Linked DNA regions of Mus musculus: all the other regions are linked to region 2. Evidence: chromatin loops called from intact Hi-C (ENCODE). Cell type or tissue: left cerebral cortex. All regions are shown on one strand.

Region 1 (8,000 bases), 120 kb after region 2:
GACATCAAGCCACACTGGGTAAGGAAAGGGACAGCTTGGGGTTGCTACGTATGGGTGGCAAGGGTAGTAATTCTCCATATGGTTGCCTTTGGCCCTGCCTTCATCATGTCACTACCTGTGCAGGTGATATGGCCTATCCACATGGAATGGCTAGCAAAGTCATCTGCAGCCACACCTGAAGCCCATGGGATGCTCTGTCCTTAGTGGAACTCCTTACAGGTGCGGTGATTGCCAGAGAAACCTAGAGATTCTAAATCCCTGTGTTTCCAGGACGGGTCTGGTACCCAGGAGGACTTCCTTCTCTGGGCCTATGACAAGGACTCGACACTGTGCCTGAGGTCAGGTAGCTGAAATGAAGGGGCCATCTAATTTTATTTCAGCAGCATAATGGGTAAGCAGAGGACTTTGATACTGTGTGTGTGTGTGTGTATGTACATATATATATATATATATCACGTCCCCCAAATCCGTCCAGACCTGGCACATGGTTAGGGGCCCATACTTTTGTGTTGAATTAAAGAGCATTAAAAAGGAATATTGGAGCCGGGCATGGTGGTGCACACCTTTAATCCCAGCACTCGGGAGGCAGAGGCAGGCGGATTTCTGAGTTTGAGGCCAGCCTGGTCTACAAAGTGAGTTCCAGGACAGCCAGGGCTATACAGAGAAACCCTGTCTCGAAAAAAACAATCAATCAATCAATCAATCAATCAATAAATAAATAAATGGAACATTGGGACTGGCAGGATGGACCATGTTCCATACATAGACTTGACTCAGGACCATTGAGACTGGCAGGATGGACCATGTTCCATACATAGACTTGACTCAGGACCATTGAGACTGGCAGGATGGACCATGTTCCATACATAGACTTGACTCAGGACCATTGAGACTGGCAGGACCATGTTCCATACATAGACTTGACTCAGGACCAGGCTTGGAAGACCAGGCTGCAGTGAAGATGGCCGCCAGCTGCTAATGAAAGCCTGGAACCCAGTGACCTAAGGAAATGAGTTTATAGAAGTTTGCTCTAAACCAACTAGGTTCACACTTAATAACAGTGGAAAAAATTCAAATCAGCTGGGCATGGTGGGGCATACCTGTGATCCCAGCACTCGGGGGTAGAGACAGGTGGGTCTCTGTGAGTTTAAGGCCAACCTGGTCTGCAGAGTCATCTTTATAACTGCAATATATCACTAAAAATTTAATTTTTATAACTGATCAAAAAATTAAAAATGATTACAATGAATACTGACATGTGAGAAATGATCACTGCTTACACTTAGAATGGCTTGTTTGGGGTCAGCAAGGCGCCTCAGCTGGTAAAGGTGTTTGCCATGGAAACCTGGAAACCTGAGCCCAACCCTTGGAACCCAGGTAAAGGTAGAAAAGAGAATCAATTTCACAAAAATGTCTTCTGACCTCTCTTCATGAATCTGGGTATAAAACATGCACACAAGTTCATGTACACAACACACACTAATAATATAATGATAATAATAATAATAATAATAATAATAATAATAATAAAATGGCTTCTTTCTTTTGTTCATTTGTTTTTTTTTTAAAGATTTATTTACTTATTATATGTAATTACACTGTAGCTATCTTCAGACACTCCAGAAGAGGGCATCAGATCTCATTATGGATGGTTGTGAGCCACCATGTGGTTGCTGGGATTTGAACTCAGGACCTTCAGAAGAGCAGTCGGTGCTCTTAAACGCTGAGCCATCCCACCAGCCCCCATTTGTTTGTTTTTTTGAGATAGGGTCTCACTATGTAGCTCTCTGGCTGTCCTGAAACTCACTCTGTAGACTAGGCTGGCTTTGAACTCACGAAGATCCACCTGCCTCTGCCTCCCAAGCGCTGTATTAAGGCATGCATTACTGGTTAAATGGCTTCTTTCTTTTAGGGACCAACCTATCAAGGAAATGTAACCATAAAAAATGTCTGTACCCTGGAACAACATCAATAAAAAGTTATTCAAAAAGCCTTAGGATATGAGCTGTCAAAGGTCTATAAGCTGGTAAAAGTCTCAGAACCAACACTTTATGAACTATGAAGTTTAATAAATTAGAACACCTAAAAAAACAGCTGGATATAGTGGTGGCCACAGGTAGACATTCTATTCAGGAGTCTGGGGTAGAAGGATCAACTGAATTCTGGAGTTCCTGGCCGTTCTAGGCAACAAAGCAAGAGAGGAGAGAGAAGAGAAGAGAAGAGAAGAGAAGAGAAGAGAAGAGAAGAGAAGAGAAGAGAAGAGAAGAGAAGAGAAGGGAAGGGGTCTGGAGAGATGGCTTAGTGGTTAAGCGTTCTCACTGCTCTTGCAGAGGACCTAGATTCCATTCCTAGATTCCATTCCTAACACCCTTACAGGTGCTCACAACTGCCTGTAACTCTACTCCAAAGGAGTCTGACACCCTCTTCTGGTGTCCACAGGCACCTGTGTCCATGTGGTGCGCATATTTGCACTCACATACACATATACATGAATAAATTTTTTTAAAAAAAAATCTTAAAAACCAAAACCAAACAACTAGGCATGTTGGCAGGCCTTTAATCCTAGCACTTAAGAGAACAGATTTAGGCAGATCTCTTGTATTTGGGGCCAGCCTGGTCTACACAGAGTTCCAGACCAGCCTGGAACACCTTATCTCAAAACAAACAAACACAACAATTAAAAAAACCCAGAAAACAAGAAATGAATCCAAAACAAGTAAGAATGTCACAATGACCTGGTCGTATCCCTTTGCCCTAGCTGGATAGATACAGAAGGATAACTGAAGGTGCTCTTCAGGGTTGGCATCGCAAGTCTCCAGAGGCCCCCCAGGGACTCGACTAGAGACCAGAGGCTTATGGCTCTAAACCATAAGAGCTAAGAGCCTCTAGTTTCTGGCTGTAGAAGCTAGAGACTTAAAAGTTCTCGGCATTAGGTTATTACAGAAATATAAAGCAGGGCAGTGGTGGCACATGCCTTTAATCCCAGCACTTGGGAGGCAGAAGCAGATGGATTTCTGAGTTTGAGGCCAGCCTGGTCTACAGAGTGAGTTCCAGGACAGTCAGGACTACACAGAGAAACCCTGTCTCGAACACCTCCCCCCAAAACAAAACAAAACAAAACAAAACCAACCAACCACCCAAACAAACAAACAAAAAGAAATAAACTGTAACAACCAGCACTGCCTTGGCACTTGGAGGCCACTGTAATCTCAGCTTCCAGCAGCAGTGTGTAGCAGCAGCAACTCCAATAGTGGCATCCCAGCAGGCCTCTGGTGCTGGAACCCTCAGCCCTACAGTGGGTCAGTGGGTCACAACTCAGGTATCAGCATCCTCAGTCCTTGACAGAAGCTGGTGATACAGCTCCTGGGCTCAGGGTGTCACAAACACTGGCCTTTGAGGCTTAGTAGTGTAAGCAGGACTTTTTATGGTCCTCGTTGTCCTTATCTTTACCCTTTGTTTCTGCCCCCCCAACCCCATCATTTCTGGAACTCTTCAGCTGCCCTCTTGTGGTTGCTGTTGCTATCTTCAAGGCCACTCTACAGTAACACCCACCCTCTTATTCGATAGTGTTATCAGCTTAGCAAACTCTTGTGATAATGAATATCAAAATTGGGCCATCGAGATAGCTCAGTGGGGAAAGGCATTTGACCAGCAAGTCTGATGCAATTAAATTCAATTTCTGGAATCCATGGTGGAAGAAGAGAACCAACACCCACGGCCATGCATGTGTACTCAGGCCAGAGGCCTTTGGCTCCCAGCAGCTGTAGTTATAGGTGGTTGGGAGTCACCTAACATGGGTCCTGGGAACCAAACTCTAATACCATGGAAGAACACTTAACCACTGAAGCCATCGTTCTATCAGCCCCCCCCCCCCGTACACTCCCCCCCTCCCCCCCACGGCAGTGCACTTCTGAATCCTACCCCTTGGGGGTGGAAGCAAGGAGGATATGAACCTTGTCATTTTTGGCTGGACCCTGAGTACAAGGCCAGCCTGAGTTATTCTGATACCCTGTCACACAGAACCAGAATAATCACACCAAAATAAAACAACCTCTAGAACTATAACAACACCAACAACATCAATATTAAAAAATAGGCAAATTAAAAAGACCACTGAGAGAAAACCTGGGCTTAATGCTGTAACATTTGGAAGCCAGCGCAGGAGGGTATCTCCTGGATGACTCAGAACGGGAGGAGAACAGCCTGCCCATCCCAATAGAAGGGTTGGCAAACATGTCTGCACCAGTCATGGCATCCCCTCATGTAAATGAAGGACCGAATGTGAACCAACCACACAGACTTTCTGCTGGGCCCCTGGAAAAGTGCTGCTCCTCTGGCCTGGGCGAGAGCTCGGCTACAGGGTCATTGAGAGTTCAGAGGCTTTGACGGCAACCAGTCAAGCAAGAGTTGTTGAAACAGTCATGGCTGAGTTAGCACTCTGGATTGGGACTACTTCTGCAGCACTCAGTGCAGCTAGGGCCGCACTGAGGCTTACTAAAGATGCATGTGGAACTTCAACGGTGGGCTGGCATGTGGGCACTCAGCTGGGTGCTCGGCTCAGAGTCCTTGTGCGAGGCGGCAGTGCACCAGCCTAAGAATCGAATGCTGTCCGTGTTGTCACACTTTCTACTCCCTAACACTCTGTCTGATTCAAAGGAAAGACAAACATTAAAAGGGATTGTGGTGGTTTGAATAGGAATGTCCCCATAGACTCCTGTGTTTGAATGCTTGGCCCATGGGAGTGACACTACTAGGAGGTGTGGCCTTGTTGGAAGAAGTGTGTCCCTGTGGGGGTGGGCTTTCAGCTTTCCTATGCTCAGGCTCCCCAGTGTGCAACGAGAGCTTCTTCCTTGCTGCCTTCTTTCTGATCACGATGAAGAATTCTTGGCTCCTCTAGCACCATGTCTGCCTGCATGCGGCCATGCTTCCTGCCATGATGATAATGAACTAAACCTCTGAACTGTGAGCCAATTAAATGTTTGCCTTTATGAGTAGCTGGGGCCACGGTGTCTCTTCACAGCAATAAAACCCTAAGAAGTGGTGGCTGGGGCCTACAAACATGGCTCAGTGGGCAAAGTGCTTGCTGAACAAGCATGAGAGGCAGAACTCAGATCCTTAGTGTGTATTTAAAGATCCAGCTGTGGTGGTGCACATCTGGGTACTTGGGGCCAGCCAGTCTAAACAAAACAATCAGCTTCTGGATCAGTGAAGAGACCTGGTCTCAAAAAATAAGGCAAGACTGTGAGGTGGCTCAGTGTCAAGTGCTGGCTGCAGGCACAGGAAGAATACAGAGCAGGGCTGGAGAGACGGTTAAGAGCACTGACTGCTCTTCCAGAGGTATTGAGTTCAATTCCCAGCAACCACATGGTGGCTCACAACCATCTGTAATGGGATCTCATGTCCTCTTCTGTTGTGTCTGAAACAGCTACAGTGTACTCATGTACATAAGATAAACAAATATTAAAAAAAAAAAAAGCCGGGCAGTGGTGGCACATGCCTTTAATCCCAGCACTTGGGAGGCAGAGCCAGGCTGATTTCTGAGTTCGAGGCCAGCCTAGTCTACAGAGTAAGTTCCAGGACAGCCAGGGCTACACAGAGAAACCCTGTCTTGAAAAACCAAAAAAAAAAAAAAAAAGGCATAGAACCCTTTAAATGTTGAGGGGGTGTGGTTACCCACTGGTAATTACAGTGTTTAGAGGATGGAGACAAGGGATCCTTGACATTTTCTAAACACACACACACACACACACACACACACACACAAGACAAAACAAAATGTGGAGAAGAGTGAGGAAGATCTACTGATGTCAAATTCTAGTCTCCTTATGCACCTGTACAGGTAAGCATACATGTAAACACAGGTATACCTACACAAGCAAACAAAATAAAATACACACCTATAATAAATTTTTTATTAGCATCAACTGTAATTTTTGTATCTAATAGCACCTACAGAACAATCAGCCCATGACTCCATGCTCCAGGGAGAAGTGGGCTGTGCTAAGTTGAAATTTCAAACGTTCATACTACCAGTCTCTCCTTCCCGCCACCTCTCTCTCTCCCCCCTCCCCTCACCCCCTTCTTCCTATGGATCAGGATGTAGCCCCCTCAGCTTTGGTTCTAGCATCATGCCTGCTTGCATGGTACCATGCTTTCTGCCATGCTAACCCTCTGAAACTGTACACAACATCAAATTAATTCTCAAAGAGCTGTGGCTGAGGTTTGTGGTGCCTGGGATACAACCTGGGGCCTCCCACTCTTTACCACGGAGGTAATTACCAGGCCCTGGTTCTGTTTTCTGACTCCAGCACCATCTTGCAACTCTCTGATTCTGAAAATATCCTCTTGGGCCTTTGTTTCACCTTCTCCTACTCAGGACTTCTTCAGAGATGGAGTGGTCTTTGGGGAAGCGTTTGTCAAAAGCATGAAGGGCAAATATGCTCACTGGCTGGATGGAAAGAGCAGCCAAGGGAGCAAAGAGCTGGGCAAGGAACAGAAGCTGATCTCGCTGGGGAGTGCCTGAGAAGACCCTCAAGGTTAATGCCTGCATGATCTCCCAGAAGCTCCTAGTGAGGAAGCCCCAGTTAGGCAGTGGCAGGAGACCTGGTGAGTCGCTGAAGGAGCACCCAAGGGAACCAACAAGCACGGCCAGTGCCTCTCCTGCTGCAGGTCTCTTTCCCCTCACTTCCTCTCCCCTTTTCTTCTTTTGCTTTAAACTCTGGCTGTTTAAGACACTCTATTAAACTTCTTTTTGAAAGAAGAGAGAAAGAAAGAAAGAGTGTGTGTGTGTGTGTGTGTGTGTGTGTGAGTGAGAGAGAGAGAGAGAGAGAGAGACAGACAGACAGACAGACAGACGTCTTCATATACAGCACTGGCTGGCCTCAAATTCATACCTGCCTCAGCTCCCTTCCACTCTCAGCTTTGAAATAATGTAATGGTCACTCAGCTAAAGCAACAGAAACAAGTGATCATAACCAAAAAAAAAAAAAAAAAAAAAGCCTCTAGAGAACTCACTACCCACACAGGAACAACAAATCCTAGAGCGTAAGAAGCCAGCTGTAAGCCAAGTGTTATCAAACACACCATAAAAATGCCCAGTTGTGGGCTGGTGAGATGGCTCAGTGGGTAAGAGCACCCGACTGCTCTTCCAAAGGTCAGGAGTTCAAATCCCAGCAACCACATGGTGGCTCACAACCATCCGTAACGAGATCTGACTGGAGTGTCTGAGGACAACTACAGTGTACTTACATATAATAAATAAATAAATCTTTAAAAAAAGTGATGCAAAAATTGAAGTTACAATTTCTTACATTAGCACATAATTTGCATGTTGATGTAGGATTAAAGCTTTTAAAAATTAAAAAAAAATGCCCAGTTGTGCCTTTTTTGTTTTGTTTTAATGACCTGTTATCTCTCCTGTAGTTTTGGCTATTCTAGAACTTCCTATGTAGACCAGCTGGCCTCAGCTCACAAAGTGAGTTCCAGGACAGCCAGGGCTACACAGAGAAACCCTGTCTCGAAAATAAACCAATAATAATAATAATAATAATAATAATAATAATAATAATAATAATAAGTGAAAACATTTCAATGCCTCACAAATAAGCAGATGAATATAAGCCAGTGTGTGGTAACTCCTTTTTCTCCTGACTTAAAAGATGGCTATGTAACGCAGCACTCATAAATCTCTTCTGACAGACACAACATATAAAGTTATTACTTATATAATAATGTCAACATAAAGGAGGGATACTATAGCTATACTGGTATACAAAGGTTTTGTGTGTTTGAATTTAAGGCCTCTAGCCTAGGCTGTCTCACACTTCACTCTCTCTATGTAGCCAAGGATGGTCTGACCCTTCTGAGCCTCCTCTCTCCATCTCTTAAGAGTTGAGGTTACAAGCAAATATTACCATGTTTGGTTTATATAAAGAGTATGTTAGACTGGGGCTTGAACCTAGGTTGGTGGTTTGAATGTCCCCATGAGTCTGAGAGTTGTG
Region 2 (8,000 bases):
GTGTGGTGTGTGAGTGTGTGTGCAGGTGCCATTTCCCTATAGGTCTGAGGCTCTGGTCCTTAGCATGTCCTGCTCATGTCGGTAACACACATTCACTCAGGGTTTCTTCTGCTCCCACAAATGGGAAAGATACTGGTTGAAGAGATGAGAATTATACAGAAATAAAGATAACCATGATGTGAGCATGGTAGCACACGCCTGTAATGCCAGAGGCCTGTAAAGACAGAGGCCGGCAGATCTCTGTGTTCAGGGACAGCTTGGTCTACAGAATGAGTGCCAGGACAGCCAGAGCTACACAGTGAGACCCTGTCTCAAAAAATCAAAACAAGGGGGCTGGAGAGATGGCTCAATGGTTAAGAGCACTGACTGCTCTTCCTAAGGTCCTGAGTTCAAATCCCGCAACCTCATGGTGGCTCCCAAACATCCATAATGAGATCTGATGCCCTCTTCTGATGCGTCTGAAGACAGCTACAGTGTACTTAGATATAATAAATAAATTTTTTAAAAAAATCTAAAAAAAAAAAAAAAATCAAAACAACAACAACCAGAGCTGGAGAGCCGGAGAGGAGCTGGTTCAGGAACTGTTGCTCTGATGAAACTCATTCTTCAGAAGACCTGGGTTTGATTCCTAGCACCCATAAGGTGGCTCACAACCATCTGTAACTCCAGCTTCAGGGGATCCAATCTCCTGTCCAGGCATATGCATAGTGCATACATACAGGCAAAACAGTCATATACGTTAAACATGTGTGTGCATATATAATTTGTATATATAAATAATTATATTTTTGTTTATTTTTTTACTTGTGATATATATACACACACATACACATATATATCTGTAATCAAAGAGATGGCTGTATAATTTGTATATATATAATTATATATACTGTATATTTTTTACTTGTGATATATATATATATGTATATGTATATATATATGTAATCAAAGATGTAATCAAAGAGATGGCTCAGTAGTCAAGAGTAGTTAGTTGCTAGGGCCAGGCAGTAATGGTGCACACCTTCATCCCAGCACCAGGGAAGCAGAAACAGATGGCACTTTGTGAGTTCGAGGCCAGCTTGATCTACAAAATGAGTTCCAGGACAGCCAGAGTTATATAGTGAGACCCTGTGGTTGTGGGGTGGGGAGAGATGGACCAACAAAACAAAACATAGCACACATACATACACAAAGAAAGTCACCAAAACAGATTTAATTCAAAACTAAAAAAATAAATAAATAAACCCCATGCTTTACAGAAAAAAAAAATTCACATAATAGGTATCTTTATCACATGTGAAAAATAAATAAAAGAATAAGCTGATAAAATTGCAGCAGGTGATAACAAACAATTTCTGAGACAAAGTGTCTAACATGCTCTGCCTTGAACTGGCCTTGAACTGTGACCTTCCCGTCTCAGCCTTTGAGTCAGTCCAAACTGCTACAAAGAGAGCAAAGCATTAAGGTAACAGGGTAACCAGAGTGGAAATGCCAGGGCTTTGAATACCACAAGGTTTCTTCCTCCACACAGGAAGGGCTGACATTTTGAGGCAGATCATGTCTGTTGTGGGGAGCCAACCTGTGCGGGTCAGATTAGCTGTGACACACAAAAATATCTCTAGACCTAAACTGGGCATAATTGTCCCCAGGTTGAGGACTCTCTAAGGAAGGGGGGTCCCTGAAGAAGTGCCATAGAACTGAATGCTGGCGGGAAAGCCTCAGTCAGCCTGAAGCGGACTAACAAACAAAACAGACCATGTCATCGGACAGAGGGCTTGCATATTTTAGAAACATAAGGGTGATGGCTGCAAGGGTGAGAACCATAAAGAGGTACAGAAACACAACAGTCAGTCTGGCTTGGGGAACTAAACGCAATAGGAGGCGCTGGAGAGGCGGCTCAGTTAAGAGTTCTGTCTGCACCAGGCCGGTGGTGGCGCACGCCTTTAATCCCAGCACTCAGGAGGCAGAGGCAGGCGGATTTTTGAGTTCGAGGCCAGCCTGGTCTACAAAGTGAGTTCCAGGACAGCCAGGGCTATACAGAGAAGCCCTGTCTCAAAAAAAAAAAAAAAAAAGAGAGAGAGAGAGAGAGAGAGAGCGCTCTGGCTGCTCTGCAAAGGACCAGGGTTGTTTCTCAGCTGGTCACATCTGTAACTGCCAATTCCAGGGAATCTGAAGCCCTATTCTGGCCTCCAGGAGCTAAATGCACATAAATAGTCTTTAAATTAAAAAAAGCGTAAATGTAATCATCTCATTTGTTATTTTCTAAAGGTACAGCGGAGAAAACACTTCAAGAGGAGGAAGCGGGGAGTCCTATTATGTCCCTAGTCCAAAAGATGGGGGTAGCAGAGGTGTAGAGAAACGCCGCCCGCTAGGAAGCCATTCCTATGGTAACCATCAAGTGTTCCGTATCATCAGCCCTACACTGATGACAACCTTGCTACAACTGCACAAACTACCTGTTCCTGGGGATAACATGGTAACCGGCACAGAAGAACAGGGACCACTGCTAATAGCAAAATCTCTGTATGATTTTGGACAAAACAGTCACACCCCTGCGCTCCACAGTAAATCTTTCGAGATCACTGTCATTGCTAAAACTTGTACACTCACACCCGAGAGCAGCAAGGGCCAGCTGCCCTGACCTCCCCGGTGGATACGAACCACCAACTGCAGATTCTTTCCCTAGCTCCTCTGTCACCTGACCAGGCTGTCTCCTAGCTGGGTTGGTCTCCAGACCCAGTTCAGAAACCAATGCCTCAATTTACCCGTCCGCACTCGAGACGGAGTAGTCGAGGGGCTTCCTGCCACGCTTTGAAGCCAGCCTTCCTGCACCAGGCCCGGAAGCTCCAAACACGGTTCGAGGCCTCCTTCAGTCCACGTTCCCGGAGATGGGGCTGGAGATTGCCCGCCGCCGGCAACGCGGCCGCCTCACCCCTCTCACCCCTGTCGAAGTCCATCTCCTCCAGCGTCTGCTGTACCCCGGGCACCGCACTAGGGTGAGAGCAGCAGGAGCCATCCGCGCAAAGGTGCGGCGCCGCCATCCCGGCGGCCGGGACTGCAGCCAAGCGCTCCTACGAAATGCCCACCCCTCCGTCCCAGGTTGACCACTCGACGTCCGTAGTTGACCTTCGAGTCCCGCCTCCTCGCCCCAGGCCAACCAATCCTGCATTTAGACCTTAGCTTAGCAACCAATGAAAGTGGTGAGGTGTGGCTGGATAGACTGAGCCTTGCTGCTTTGCTACCACGGGAGGGCGCCCAAGGCTAACTAAGCACAAGGAAGAGCAAAGGCTCGGGAATCCGTTGAGCTCCCCGGGAGGAGGCAGGACAGTTCGTGCAGCCTCGCCTTGTAGGGTGAGGGGACCAGGCAGCTTGGCCTGTCTGGTAGTGTTTATGTCGCATTCGCCAGAACCGAGGCCTCGCAGGTTCCCCAGGGCACAAGGACTCTAGACGCGGCCCATAGTCCCTCTCTCATCTCCCAAGCATCACTTGAGCTGTAGGCCATCCATGGTCAGATCAGTGACCCGCCAGAAAGCTACTAACACTCTGACCCTCGTTCTTTAGCAATCCATCAGGAAGCAGGTGGCCTGAGGGCAAGGACCTGGTAGACCACCTTTGTGCTTAAGCCTCTGCCCACTCAGTGGGCGCTGGTTGCCAACACCCACTGGGCAGACAACTGAGCTAAGGGAAACACACTCAAGTATTTCCCAGCCTCTTCTGACCCACACTCAGGGAAACAGCAGCCTGCTCAAGGGTCATCCAAGTGTATGGGGGGTGGGGGGTGGGGTGGCAGCTAAGGGTGGGCAGAGAGCTCACTGTGGTCTCTGTTCCTATGTACCGGTTAGATTGATCTAAACCAGGTGTGTCCAAATTGCAGCCAACAACAGCATCAAATTTAGCACAACACAAAATCTTAAAATGTCTTTTTTTTTTCCTCCTTCCTATTTTCCTTCTCGAAATCCGATTGGCAGGCAGCTCTCATTAAGGGCGCTCAGAAATGAATCCAGGCTGGGCCTGTTGTTTTTCCCAGGAACATCTGGGCCTACACCACTCCCTCACTAAGACAAGGGCTTGATACTGACTGGGTGGCAATAGGGGACTATCCCTACCCAGATAGGACATTCGAGACTAGCATTCTTCCCCTCCCACGGAGCTTGTCCTAATCTCCATCTTTATAAAGACACTGTCCACACAACTTGAGAAGCCTCTCCTTCAGCCCCTGACTCCCTGCTCACCCTCCCTATAGTTCTGGGAAGACCGTCTCCTTCTCCTCCTCTTCCCGAACGCTCTGCCTTGTTTCCCTGTGGCACCAGGCCAAGTCCAGCTCCCAAGCAGAGTAGCCCTGCTCTGGCTCCCAGTCCCATAGGCATCACTGTGGGAAAACACTTGAGTCTCAGCTGGCCCCTCCAGAGATGCACGGACAGGCATTAAGACCATGATGGCCCAGACCAAAGGATGAGTCCCTCTTAGGTCAATAAGTGGGTTTGAGTCAAAATATCTGTGTGGCAGGGTTAAATTTCATTTTCTCCATTTTATTTGTCAATATAAAAATACTCAAATATTTACAACAAATAAATATGTGGGGACACAATAAGTTACACTGTTAGCCCTTTTCCCAGAGCAGGGAGAGGATAGGCCAGTATCCATAGCATGCCCACCTCCTCCCTTCCCTCCCCCAACAACCCTTCCCAGCCCTGTCAGAAGAGCGCAAATATAAAATACCACCGAACCCGGAGGGCAAGTGGGAGGCCCTGCCCACCCCTCCCCCTGAAGCAGGAGGTTCCATCTCCACCCCCAACCCCCGCCCTGAAAACATTCACAGCCCTAGGAGCAGGGCTAGGCCCACCCCCGAGTCCCGCACTCCCCCAAAAGGGGTACAACACCCTGTCCTTCCCTTCCCCGTATGTACATCACTGCCCCAAAGCTTGGGACAGCTGGGGGTAGGAGAAGCAAAGTGCTATGACCCCCTTCCCCTTCATAGCTCCAAAGACTCAACCAGGAGGACCCCAGGCCAAGGGAAGACGTGATAGAGACAGGAAAGTTACAACACACACACACACACACACACATTCTTCCACATGCATACCAACACATATATGCACAAACACGCCCACATCTTGAAACCTCTTCCTTGCAAAGTTTTGGCTGCTGGGGTCCCACATGTCTCAAATTCACAGAGGAGGGTGTGTCTCCTGTGAGGCTGAAGTCCTGGTGAGCCACACCAAGTGGCAGTGCCCATGCTGAGCAGGTCCTCACGGCCGGGCAAATGCTGGGCAGTGTCTGTCCCAGGCAGAGCAAGTGCCCCTGCCATGTCCCTGAGGTAGCTGGTGCCTGTGCAAAAGTTAAGAGTGCACCTCCCATGAGACCCCCCCCCGCCAATGAGGTGGGGGGGTCCCCTCATACTGAAGACTCCTCTGGGTTGGAGTCAGGCAGCGGCTGGCGCTGTTGTAGTTTCCGTCGTAATTCATCCGCGAGCTCAGGCAGTGGGTGCCCAGATCCTCCTCGGTCCTCTCCGCCCAACTGTAAACGCACATAACCATTGGCATTTGAGTTCCGACCACCTCCTAGGTGGAGCCGAGTTGGAGAAGGCAGAGGCTGGCCAGGTATGCCAGGAGGTGGGGAAGGGGGCCCACCCCCAGGCTGGCACCGGGCGTGACCAGGCACAATCTTGAGAGAGCCATCCGAATAGTAGTACCCGACAGGATCCCAAAGTTTCTCATCAGTTTCGGGGCCAGGACGGAAGGGGGGACTGGCAGGCTCCTTGGGCAGTTCCAAGGGGTACACCAGTGTCCTCTCAGATGCCTTGGCACCCTTTTCTAGCTCTTCTCGAAGTCGCCGGCGGAGCGATAGGACCAGCAGCAGCAGCACCAGGCACACAGCCCCCAGGGCCACCACAGCGAGCCACACGAGCCCCAGGTTTTCCAAGGGAGCCCGTGCCTCCAGTGTCACCGACGAGCCGGCCACGACAGCAACAAGGTAGCTTTCTGCAGCCAGTCTTGTCCCCTGCTCCTCTGAATAGCAACGATAGGGTCCAGAGTGACGGGACTGTGCGGCCATCACCACCAGCGCCTGGAGTCCCGTGTCATAAAGAAAGGAGCCAGGTTGTTCTGCAGGCAGGTCCTGGCTTCCGAAGGTCCAGTGGGCATGGGCCAAATTGGACGAGAGGTGGCAGGGTAGGACCAGGTCTGTGCCTGACACAACGGTGATGTTCTTGGGAATAGATCTGACTGCAGAGGCAGAAATGAGAGAGAACCCAGTGTTAATGCAGGAACCCCAGGTCCCACAGTGAGAGGTGATAAACTAACTCTGGCTGTGATCCAGGGGCCCATCCTCAAAATGAGGGAACAAAAGGAAAACAGCTCACCTTTTTTAATGCCATACTGGTTACACATCTTTGAAGTGTCCAAGTTCGCCACATGTTGGACCAGAAAGGACCTGGTAGGGAAGAGAAGTGGCATCAGAGATCCAACTCCAATCACCTTAGCCTCCCCCTCCTGGCCCTGGCACTCAGAGACGACTGACTCACCCCGAGCGACCACTGGTGGTGGCCACACAGCGGCTGGTGTTGACATTCCAGGCACAGTAAGGGTCCCTGGCCAGGACACAGTCTACACAGAAACGGTACTTTGTGCAGTCGGCCAGAGACAGCTGAACCAGCTGAGAGCGGGAGCCAGCAAAGAGCACCTTCTACAGTAAAACAAAGCACAGGGTAAGCCACACCACGCCTCGGGGTGATGGCTGAGATTTGTTCAGAGAGCATAAACATACTAGGTCCCCCAAGGAAGAAAAAGGCAGCGGAAGAAAAATCCAGGCCAGAGGAACAATTTTGATGAGGGCTTACGACAAGCCATCAAAATCCTAATCACTTTACAGACATGACCTTCTTAGACAGGGACGGACGGCAGACCCGTGAGGCTGAGGCGTACGCTCACTTGCTCACACTCGGGCCAGGAAACTCAGTTTCCCCCGGCCCCCGGAGCCAGCACAGTGACAGCAGTGCCTATGGAAGGTGGGGTTCCTCTGTTTGAATGGTGACTGCCAATCTGCATGCTTGCTCAGCCCCACAATTCCCTTGCTGCCATCTCATTATTCAGCGTTGTAGGGAGCAACTTTGAGTCATAGTAGCTGGTAAAGGGCAAGCAAATCAGAATCCAGAGGGTGATGCGAATATGAGTTTTGCATAAAGGTGTTAAAAAAAGAAAGAAAGAAAGAAAAGAAAAAACGTGAACACTTAAATGAGCCCGGAGACTGAGGGCCTGGCTCAGACACCCACTAGGGACTCAAAGAAATCGGATGTCTCTGTTGCTTGGGTACCAAAACATCTTGACCGAGAAGAGACTGCAGATAGAGCTGCAGCCCCACTTGGAAGGAGTTTGCCAAGGCTGGATTCTGGGAATGGGGGCCCCACAGGGACTGGCTCTATAAGAGAACCTTCAGAGGACAGGTTCTGGCCACCTTAGATCTCTTACTTCTGGGAACTCGAGAGCTACATGAGCCCAACTATGGATGGCATAGAGCCTGGGCGCCAGATAGACAATGGAGCAGAGAACAGAGAGGGAGGTGCGTGTGGCCCAGTCTTACTACCTTGCTCTGAGACAGCACCAGACTTTCCACTGGCTCCTGGTCAAACACCTGCAGTTCCTCCACCATGTGGATCCAGGGCCCCAGGCTCACAGCCTTCAGCAGCCAGCCATCTCCTGGAGAGGTGATGGGAATATGCAAATGAGGAATCAGGCTATGGGGCCTCCCCAGGTTCCCAGCCTTGGGCACACCTGAAGCGCCTACCTGTACCAATGAACAACACTGTATAGGTGGCACCATCAAGCCCTGGGACCCTGTCGGCCACCACGTGTGTGAAGTTAGTGTTCTTCTTCACAAGTAGGGGGCGGCCCAACCGAGGCTTCACCTGGTCCTCCATCAGGGGGTGCTTCTTGATGAAGTTGAGGGTGTTGTCCGGCAGTTCCAGGGAACTGGTGTAGCCATTGTCTCGGTGCCAGTTGTTG
Region 3 (8,000 bases), 140 kb after region 2:
AACCAGCCACCTGGTGTGGGGGTGACAGTAGTTGTGACTTCATCTGAGAGCCAGGGAGATCCCAGAGGTGGGAAGGGCGACGTCCGTACACACCATGGCCATGTTAGCTATGATTTACATGCTAAAAGAATCTAATTTTAGAAGAAGCTAAAAAGTCATCCATGAGTGGTCCCAGCAGGAGTCAAATCCACAGAACACAAGGCCTTCTGGGGTCTAGTGTGTGTTTTCTCTCAAGACAGAGACCAGGGTGATGACCCTTAGCCTTAGGCTTGGTCCATGCCCATCTGTTTAAACATACCACCGGCCACAGACAACCCGTGCTGCTGACTGGTACCTCTGATATCCTGCAGCTTCATTAGTGAACCTCACTGGGAGCACAATCGTTAAGCCAGCTTACAATACAGTAGTAAGTAGGCCAAATCCCCAAAGCTCATCTGGCACGCTCACTTAGAAACAAAAGAAACAGGGCTGGAGCAATGGCGCAGTAGTAAAGAGCTCCAGCGCTCCTCAGAGGACCTGTGTTCCATTCCTATCATCCGCATCAGACAGCTCATAACTGACTGCTTACAATTCTGGGTTCAAGGGGCCTGCTACCCTCTTCTGGCCTCTGTGGGTACCTGCCAGTATATGTACATAACCCCTGACACCGCCCCCCCCCCTCTCTCACACACTCACACACACACACACACACACACACACACACACACACACACACACACACACGGTGGCATGGGAGGGAAAGATCATGTCCAGGTGAGCTCCGAGTACTAATAACTCATAAAGTAGCTGCAGCAGCAGAAGTCTGAGACCCAAGGACTGGGACTGCTGCTTGCTGGGCAGCTAAGTTTGGCTGCTTTAAATACCTTTCACTCCAAGGCATTTCTCTATCCACAAAAGAACATGTACACACACACACATTATACATGCCTATTTTCAGAACCTATCCTTTGGCTCACATTTCTTGACTACATAAACATTTCCAAAGAAGTCAGTCCAAGGATCTTGGAATCCAGTCTGATAGCAGCTCACTCTTTCTCCCTGAGTCTCCAAATCAGAAACCTAAAATCACTCAATCAACAACGCAGCTGACAGAGATGCTAATGATTTCAAGGACACCGGTGACTTTCAAGCTGCTAAGACAAGATGACAAAGGGAAGGCAATTATGGGACCCAAGTTCAGCGCTGTCTCCATGTGAATAAACACACATCTTAGAATCAGAAAGAGGAGTTGTTAGGTGTCCAGGCTAGAACACAGGAGATGAAGGTCTAACAGAGAGGCCTCAGGTCCCCTGGTTAGTGTGCACCATGGCCAGCAGGAGGGCCAACATGGCCAGCAGGAGGGCCACCATGCTCTCCCGAGTTAGTGCTTTTCCCAAATCACACATAGCCAAGACTCTCTCCACTCTCCATCTCGGTCTCATGGTGTGCTTTCAACACGTGACCTCCCACCTTTCTATCTTTCTTTTTTCTTGGCTTTATGGAAACGAAAATAAGAACAGATCCTTGGAAAATAAGAATATACTATTTTCTATACTAAATATAGAAACTCCAAAGCGCTTTGAGCATCAATGTCCAAACAGTCATGATGAACGTGGAAAATTATAGCTGCCTCGAGTTCCCTAATACTGCTGCAGCAATATGCTTTGCTCCCAGGAGCATGCTCTATGTCTTCTTTTAAACAAATATTTATTGGCTAGGGATGCTAGCGAGGGCAGTGGCAGGGAGGCCCCAGCTCACAAGCTGAAAGACTTGAAGATCGGAGTGTCATTCTCTAAGAAAAATTAAGCAGACCCCAGCGTTGTAAAACTCTTACATCTATCAAACTAAGCATAAGCCGGGTCTGAGAACAGCCGATGGTTCCGGAAAGACAACAACTCATTTTTATGCCCCGGGAAACATTAAGAAACAAAACAGGACAGGCCACACCACCCCAAAAAGAAACCATCACGCCAGGCCTTGGCGTACAGCATGCTCGGCAGAACAGGGCTGTGGGATTCTGTTCATGTGGGCTGACCTGACAACATGGAGGGGTGGGTGGGGCTTGGCCTACCAGTGAGGGCTAACCCTGAGCCAGATGCAGGAAAACAGAAGGATGCAGGCAACCGCGCTAACATGGCCTCCCAGGCCCGGATCACTCACGGGTGAGGAAATTGTGGTCCCGGAGGAACTTACCGGTAAAAGGCAGCTTTTGGTCCTACCCCGCGGGCTGTGATGGAGGCCTACTCATGGGAGCCCTGGACTCAAGAACCTGAAGAGCAGCCACAGGAAGCCGTGGCACGGGAAGGAACCTCCGAGGCAGCCTCAGAAGATGGGGCACAAGAAGCTGGAGCAGGAGACCACGGTGGTGGGGGGCCAGGTCAGCAGGGACAGTCGAGAGGAGGGACCTTCTCGGGGGCCCAACCGAGCCTGCCAGGCCTAGCGCACTCACCGTTAGGGCAGGCTGTGACCTCTCACGTGCTCCTCCCCACCCCGTCACGTGGCAACCCCCTACGCGCCCTCGGGTCGCGTGGCAACCCCTCCACGTGCGCGCGCCCGGATCACCCCGCGCCACTCAGCTTCTGAATTTCAGCCAGCCTTGGGTTTTCCAGATGCGGATGCGGAGGGCTTGCTTGTGGCCCAAGATCAAAGGGAAGGCAAGGAGATTTGAACTCGGGATGCGCAGTTTAACGTTCAGCGGTCTAACGACGGGACTTTTCCAAAGTCGAGGCGCCGCAGTTAGTGGTGCATAGCTCTACGCCTTTCGCTGTTGAATGTTGGCCACGAGCTGCTTTGAGAACCTGTTCTGGGCGTTCTTCTGTGTGAGTATGCAAGCGTGAAGGAGAGGCAGCTTAAGGGATGTCAACCCTGCGGATTGACAGCCAACACTGGTTGAGCCCTGGCCCAATAACTAACATTGAGAGAGGCCACTTATATGCGTCATTTTGATTTAGCCTCAGCCAGACCTGTCTTCCATGAAAATCTGTGCCCTACACACTTGAGGAACCAGTACTTAATTAGGCATTACTTGTAGCTAATTAATGATCTGTTGGCCCTGTTCTCCAGGCAAGAGGGCAGTAGAGCTGAATTTTGCCAGCCCGACTCTGGAATTTTAGCAAATTCTGTCTCTGGAGGGAGCCCTTCTTTGGTGACCAGGATGGTATGGGCAGGATCACAGCTGTCCTAGTATGCTGGAGGAGTCTTCCTCTTTTCTTTTAATGGTCTAGTCAATTCATCCGACTTCCAGTTGCAACAAGCATTTTTACTTTTAATTTCATTAATTGTTTTTGAGACAGGTAGTCACTGTGTACCACAGGCTGACCTCAAACTCCAATTAAAATATCTGATTCTCCTGCCTCAGCCTTATGAAGAGCTGGGTTTACTCAAGGAATCAGCCCGGTCCTCTCTGAACTCCTTACTGTTCTTTGGAAAGCGCAGGCCATCTTAAATGTTTGGGCGGGTTTCTATTAAAGAGCACCATTTGAAAGTTTAATAGAAAGGCACGGAGCCAAGCCCAACCAAATGAGAACACAAAGGATAACTCAGTGGATAAACTGTTTCCAGAAACGGAACCGCGCGTTAGCTGTCTGCAGCCCGCTAGAGGGTGCTGGTAACCTGACCAGTTTCCAGATAAGAAACAGGCTCTAGGGCCACCTGCTGGGCCCAGAGCTACTGTATAGGCTTCTGAGAGCCCAGCTTGACCCTGGGGCTGTTTCTACTGGCCCGTCTTTCCCCGTAAGGGATTCCATTCTGTTTAGGGACTCCCCGTGTTTTGTGTCTTTAGGACATTTGAATTCATCCAAGGGATTCTGGAAAGAGTGGAAACGGTAGTTTGTTAAGCCGGACTGCTTCATACCCTGGAGGCCTGCTGACTCTTTCTCCTCTTAGAATCTGCTTCCTTGGATTTTATTCCAGGGTAACCACATGTATGTGTGAGACTACTAAGTTATGAGTCAAAATTAATCCCTTTCTTTTTCTCCTCCCTCTCTCTGCCCAGGCTGATCTGGAACTCACTACATAGTCTTGAACTCACTGCAAGTCTCCTTCCCCAGCCTCCTTATTTATTTATTAGTCTTCATATACCCCAGAAGAGGGCGTCAGCGCTCATTACAGGTAGTTGTGAGGGCACCATGTGGTTGCTGGGATTTGAACTCAGGACCTTTGGAAAAGCAGTCAGTGCTCTTACTCCCTGAACCATCTCTCCAGCCCCTTCCCCAGCCTCCTAAATGCTGGGTTATGCAGGTTAGCTACCACCCATGACTGTGATTTGTTCTGTTAACACAGTAAAACAGGTAGCTTTAGGCCTTAAAGTTTAGGCTGAAGCAGGGACTGCCCAAACTGGCTGAGTACTCCGCAATTGTCCTCCCAGAACCTCCCTGATCTGTTCCCTCTGCTCTCTGTGCTGGAGGGAGGGGAGGGGTGCTTCCCTCCACATTGGATATCAAAGGTTTTCTCAGGGTCTAGGCTGTCCCTCTGAATGCCAGTGGAGCTCAATGGTAGAAATGGGGGGGGCGGCGCACAAACTCCTCTCACTGCCCTGGCACAACCCTTACCAGTGACAATCCCAGGTGCCCAGTGGCTCTCACAGAAATTTCAGTGAGGCACCTGAAAAAGGGGTAGGGGCTGACTTGACTGCCCAGCTGTCACGCTTGACTCCATTCCATAAAATAATAGATGCTTTCAATAAGCATCTTAGTCTAACCCCCTGAGCCCAGTGGTAGCCAGGCTCCATGCTGGCAGTAATTTCACATGACCCATTTTGGATTTGTGGTGTCTGCATAAAAACATTTCACTCTGATGTGAAAGGGTTTTGGCTCCAAGCAGCTCTCCTCCTCACACCACCAGAGGCTCCTTAGGGTCAGGCCTAGCAGGCCCGAGGCACGTTTACTCCTCACCCCTATTATAATTTTTTTTAAAAGATTTATTTATTTATTCTATGTATATGAGTACAATGTAACTGAACAGATCGTTGTGAGCCTTCATGTGGTTGTTGGGAATTGAATTTTTAGGACCTCTGCTCACTCAGGTCAACCCCACTTGCTCTGGTTGGCTCTGCTTGCTTAGAGCCCAAAGATTTATTTATTTACTTTTGTTTTGTTTTTCGAGACAGAGTTTCTCTGTGTAGCCCTGGCTGTCCTGGAATTCACTCTGTAGACCAGGCTGGCCTCGAATTCAGAAATCCTCCTGTCTCTGCCTCCCAAGTGCTGGGATTAAAGGCGTGTGCCACCACTGTCCGGCGCTTTATTTATTATTATACATAAATACAATGTATCTGTCTTCACACACGCCAGAAGATAGCATCAGATCTCATTATGGGTGGTTGTGAGCCACCATGTGGTTGCTGGGATTTGAACTCAGGACCTTCAGAAGAGCAGTCAGTGCTCTTACCCACTGAGCCATCTCGCCAGCCCATCCCTGCTATAATTAAAAACTTGCCCAGCATGCATGTTCCAATGGTGTCCAGGGCCTCTGGGGCCACCAGAGGTCAGAGCTGTATCATAAGCAGCAGAACTAAACCTGAAGAGCTGCTTTTTGTTGTTGTTGTTAGATTTATTTATTATATGTATGTGAATACACTGTCATCTTCAGACACACCAGAAGTGAGCATTGGATCCCATTACAGATGGTTGTGAGCCACTGTGTGGTTTCTGGAAATTGAACTCAGGACCTCTAGAAGAGCACTCAGAGCTCTTAACCGCTGAGCTATTTCTCCAGCCCACTGAAGAGCCTTTTGACCCTACCATTTCAGCTTTGGTGATTCTGACCATACTAAGGACACAGATCCACAGACAGACAGACAGACAGACACACACACACACACACACACACACACACACACATACACACTATACCAAATAGATTTTAAGGCAGAAATATTTATTTGACTTAAGAACCAGCCTTGGCTTTGGTCCTGAAGACTCAATATAATTGCTTTAATATTCAGTAAGAATCAGAAAAACAAACAGTTCCCCTAAGTAAGAATATCACAATCTCTGAAGAGGTAACTGTCTTAGTTAGGGCTCTCCAGAGTCACTGAACTTATGGAATGTCTCTATATATTAAGGGAATTTGTTGTGTGACTTACAGGCTGCAGTCCAACTACCCCAACATTGGTCAGCTGTGAATGGGAAGTCCAAGAATCTAGTTGTTCAGCCCCACAAGGCTGGTTGTTTCAGCTGGTCTTCTGTAGAAGTAGACTCCAACAGATGTGCTGGCAAGTAAATGCCAAGCAGGTGAAGAAGAGAGAATCTTCTTTCTTCCAATGTTCTTATGTAGGTCTCCAGCAGAAGGCATGGCCCAGTTTAAAGGTGTGTACCACCATGCCTGGATCTGGGACTTGTTTTGTCCCAAGCTGATCTTGAACTTGGAGACCTCCTTGCCTCAGTCTCCTGGGATTAAAGGCATGTGGTACCTTGCCTAAATTTTCATAGCCATTGTGCCTCAAGATCTCCATGCCAAGATCCAGTCAGAAACTTGTATCTTCCAGCCTCAAGATCTGGATCACAGGTGAGCCCTCCAATTCTGGATTGTAGCTCATTCCAGATATAGTCAAGTTGACAACCAGGAATAGCCATTACAGTAACATAGTCACAGAGTTAAACACAAACTCAAAACAGTCAAAATAGGAAGTAAGAAGTGTTCGTTTCATCCCCACCTCCCCTCATGGACCAGCTCCCTCCAAGTCGACCCTTCAATTTCGTGTTCACAAAGGTAGCAAGCAGTTTTGTTTTGTTTTTGCATGTCTAGAATTTCCCCCTCCCCTTTTAAGTTTCATTTGTTCATTCACTCATTCATTCATTCCGTGTATAGTCTGTGGACACACGTGCACATGTGCCACAGCATGAGTGTGGAGCTCAGATGACAACTTGTGGGAGCCAGTTCTCTCCTTCCCTGGGGGTTCCAAGTATCAAACTCCTTCTGCTCTTGGCCATTTTTCTGGCCCCAGAATTCCTTTTTGTCAAAGGATGAAACTATGAGCACACTGAATAGAACACCATTAGGCTAACATTTACTGCTAGTGTATATTCACTGTGTTTTAGGCAATTACTCTGTCATCTGCAGAAAAATGTGGAGACATGGAAGACACTGTGTCAAGTGAGAGAAGAGACTCACAGAGCGACCAGCACAAGTTTCCTCTCTCATGTGGAAGCTGAACAAGGGCGTCTGGACTGTAGAATAGGTTTGATATGCTTGGCCCAGAAACTGGACATATTTAGAGGCGTAGCCTTGTTGGAGTAGGTGTGTCACTGTAGGTGTGGGCTTCAAGACCCTCATCCTATCTGTCTTGAAGTCAGTCTGTTTGCCTTTGGAACAAGATGTAGAACTATCAGCTCCTCCTACACCACGGCTGCCTGCACGTTGCCATGCTCCCACTTTGATGATAATGAACCTCTGAACCTGTAAGCCAGTCCCAATTAAGAGTTGTCTTGGTCATGGTGTCTGTTCATAGCAGTAAAACCCTAAAACAGATAGTAAATGCTAGAAGCTGGGAAGGCTGAGGAGGGGGCATAAAGGAAAGCTAGATTTGATTAGTGCCCACCATATACATGTGTGGAAATACCACAGGGCAGAAAACGCCATTCAAGGCCTCGCTGTGTAGCCCTAGCTCACTGGGAACTCACTACATAAACCAGGATGACCTTAAATTCACCCAAGATTTGCTGGCATCTGCCTCCTGGGTCTGGGGATTAAAGGACAATGCCACCACTCTTTAATACATCTTAATAAAAAATAAAATAATAAGAAAAAGAAGAACTAAGACACAGGGTTAGTGTAAGGTAGTTTGCCAGAGTGGCAGTTGACAGAAAGGGCAAAAGACCGAGACAATCTGAAAAGATGTGCTGCCCGAGGCCTTGGGACTCAGGTAGCTGAATGTCTGTAGCAGAAACAGCTCTGCACTGTTCTCTCAGCTAGAGGCAAACTGGGAAGACCCTACTAGTATGGAGATGAAATTGCTACACATTTCTAAGCAAACAACTCAGCATAAAGTGTCAAAATGTTTCATGCCCACACTCCTGTGATCC

Evidence for each region. Hi-C counts contacts between places; a loop is a spot of excess contacts. Peaks named below come from ENCODE experiments on the same cell type or tissue, not always from the same donor. Only the 100,000 strongest peaks of a DNase experiment are listed, where the experiment ranks them.
Region 1: a loop joins it to region 2, with 8 times the contacts of the local background. A loop is called at or near these places in 8 of 42 quality-filtered maps.
Region 3: a loop joins it to region 2, with 6 times the contacts of the local background. A loop is called at or near these places in 23 of 42 quality-filtered maps.

Annotation. Positions count from the first base shown.
Region 1 is chr1:36,661,127-36,669,126 of GRCm38, forward strand. All of the region lies in intron 1 of Fam178b (family with sequence similarity 178, member B), which reads right to left. Among named protein-coding and RNA genes, the nearest start is that of Fam178b, 18 kb to the right of the region's middle. In left cerebral cortex, a CTCF peak has its summit at 3,516 (motif pointing left); a DNase peak (open chromatin) is centred at 3,494.
Region 2 is chr1:36,544,145-36,552,144 of GRCm38, forward strand. Ankrd39 (ankyrin repeat domain 39) reads right to left here and starts at 3,108. Exons shown (of 4, transcript NM_026241.4): 1 at 2,942-3,108. The coding sequence starts at 3,041. It overlaps Sema4c (sema domain, immunoglobulin domain (Ig), transmembrane domain (TM) and short cytoplasmic domain, (semaphorin) 4C), which reads right to left. Exons shown (of 15, transcript NM_001126047.3): 11 at 7,783-8,000; 12 at 7,582-7,694; 13 at 6,524-6,684; 14 at 6,362-6,432; 15 at 4,495-6,224. The coding sequence ends at 5,395. In left cerebral cortex, CTCF peaks have their summits at 1,893 and 3,243 (motif pointing right); DNase peaks (open chromatin) are centred at 1,879, 3,183, 4,054 and 4,260; H3K4me3 peaks cover 1,040 bases; H3K27ac peaks cover 1,555 bases.
Region 3 is chr1:36,680,696-36,688,695 of GRCm38, forward strand. It overlaps Fam178b (family with sequence similarity 178, member B), which reads right to left and starts at 2,452. Exons shown (of 16, transcript NM_001372417.1): 1 at 2,173-2,452. In left cerebral cortex, a CTCF peak has its summit at 3,598; a DNase peak (open chromatin) is centred at 3,585.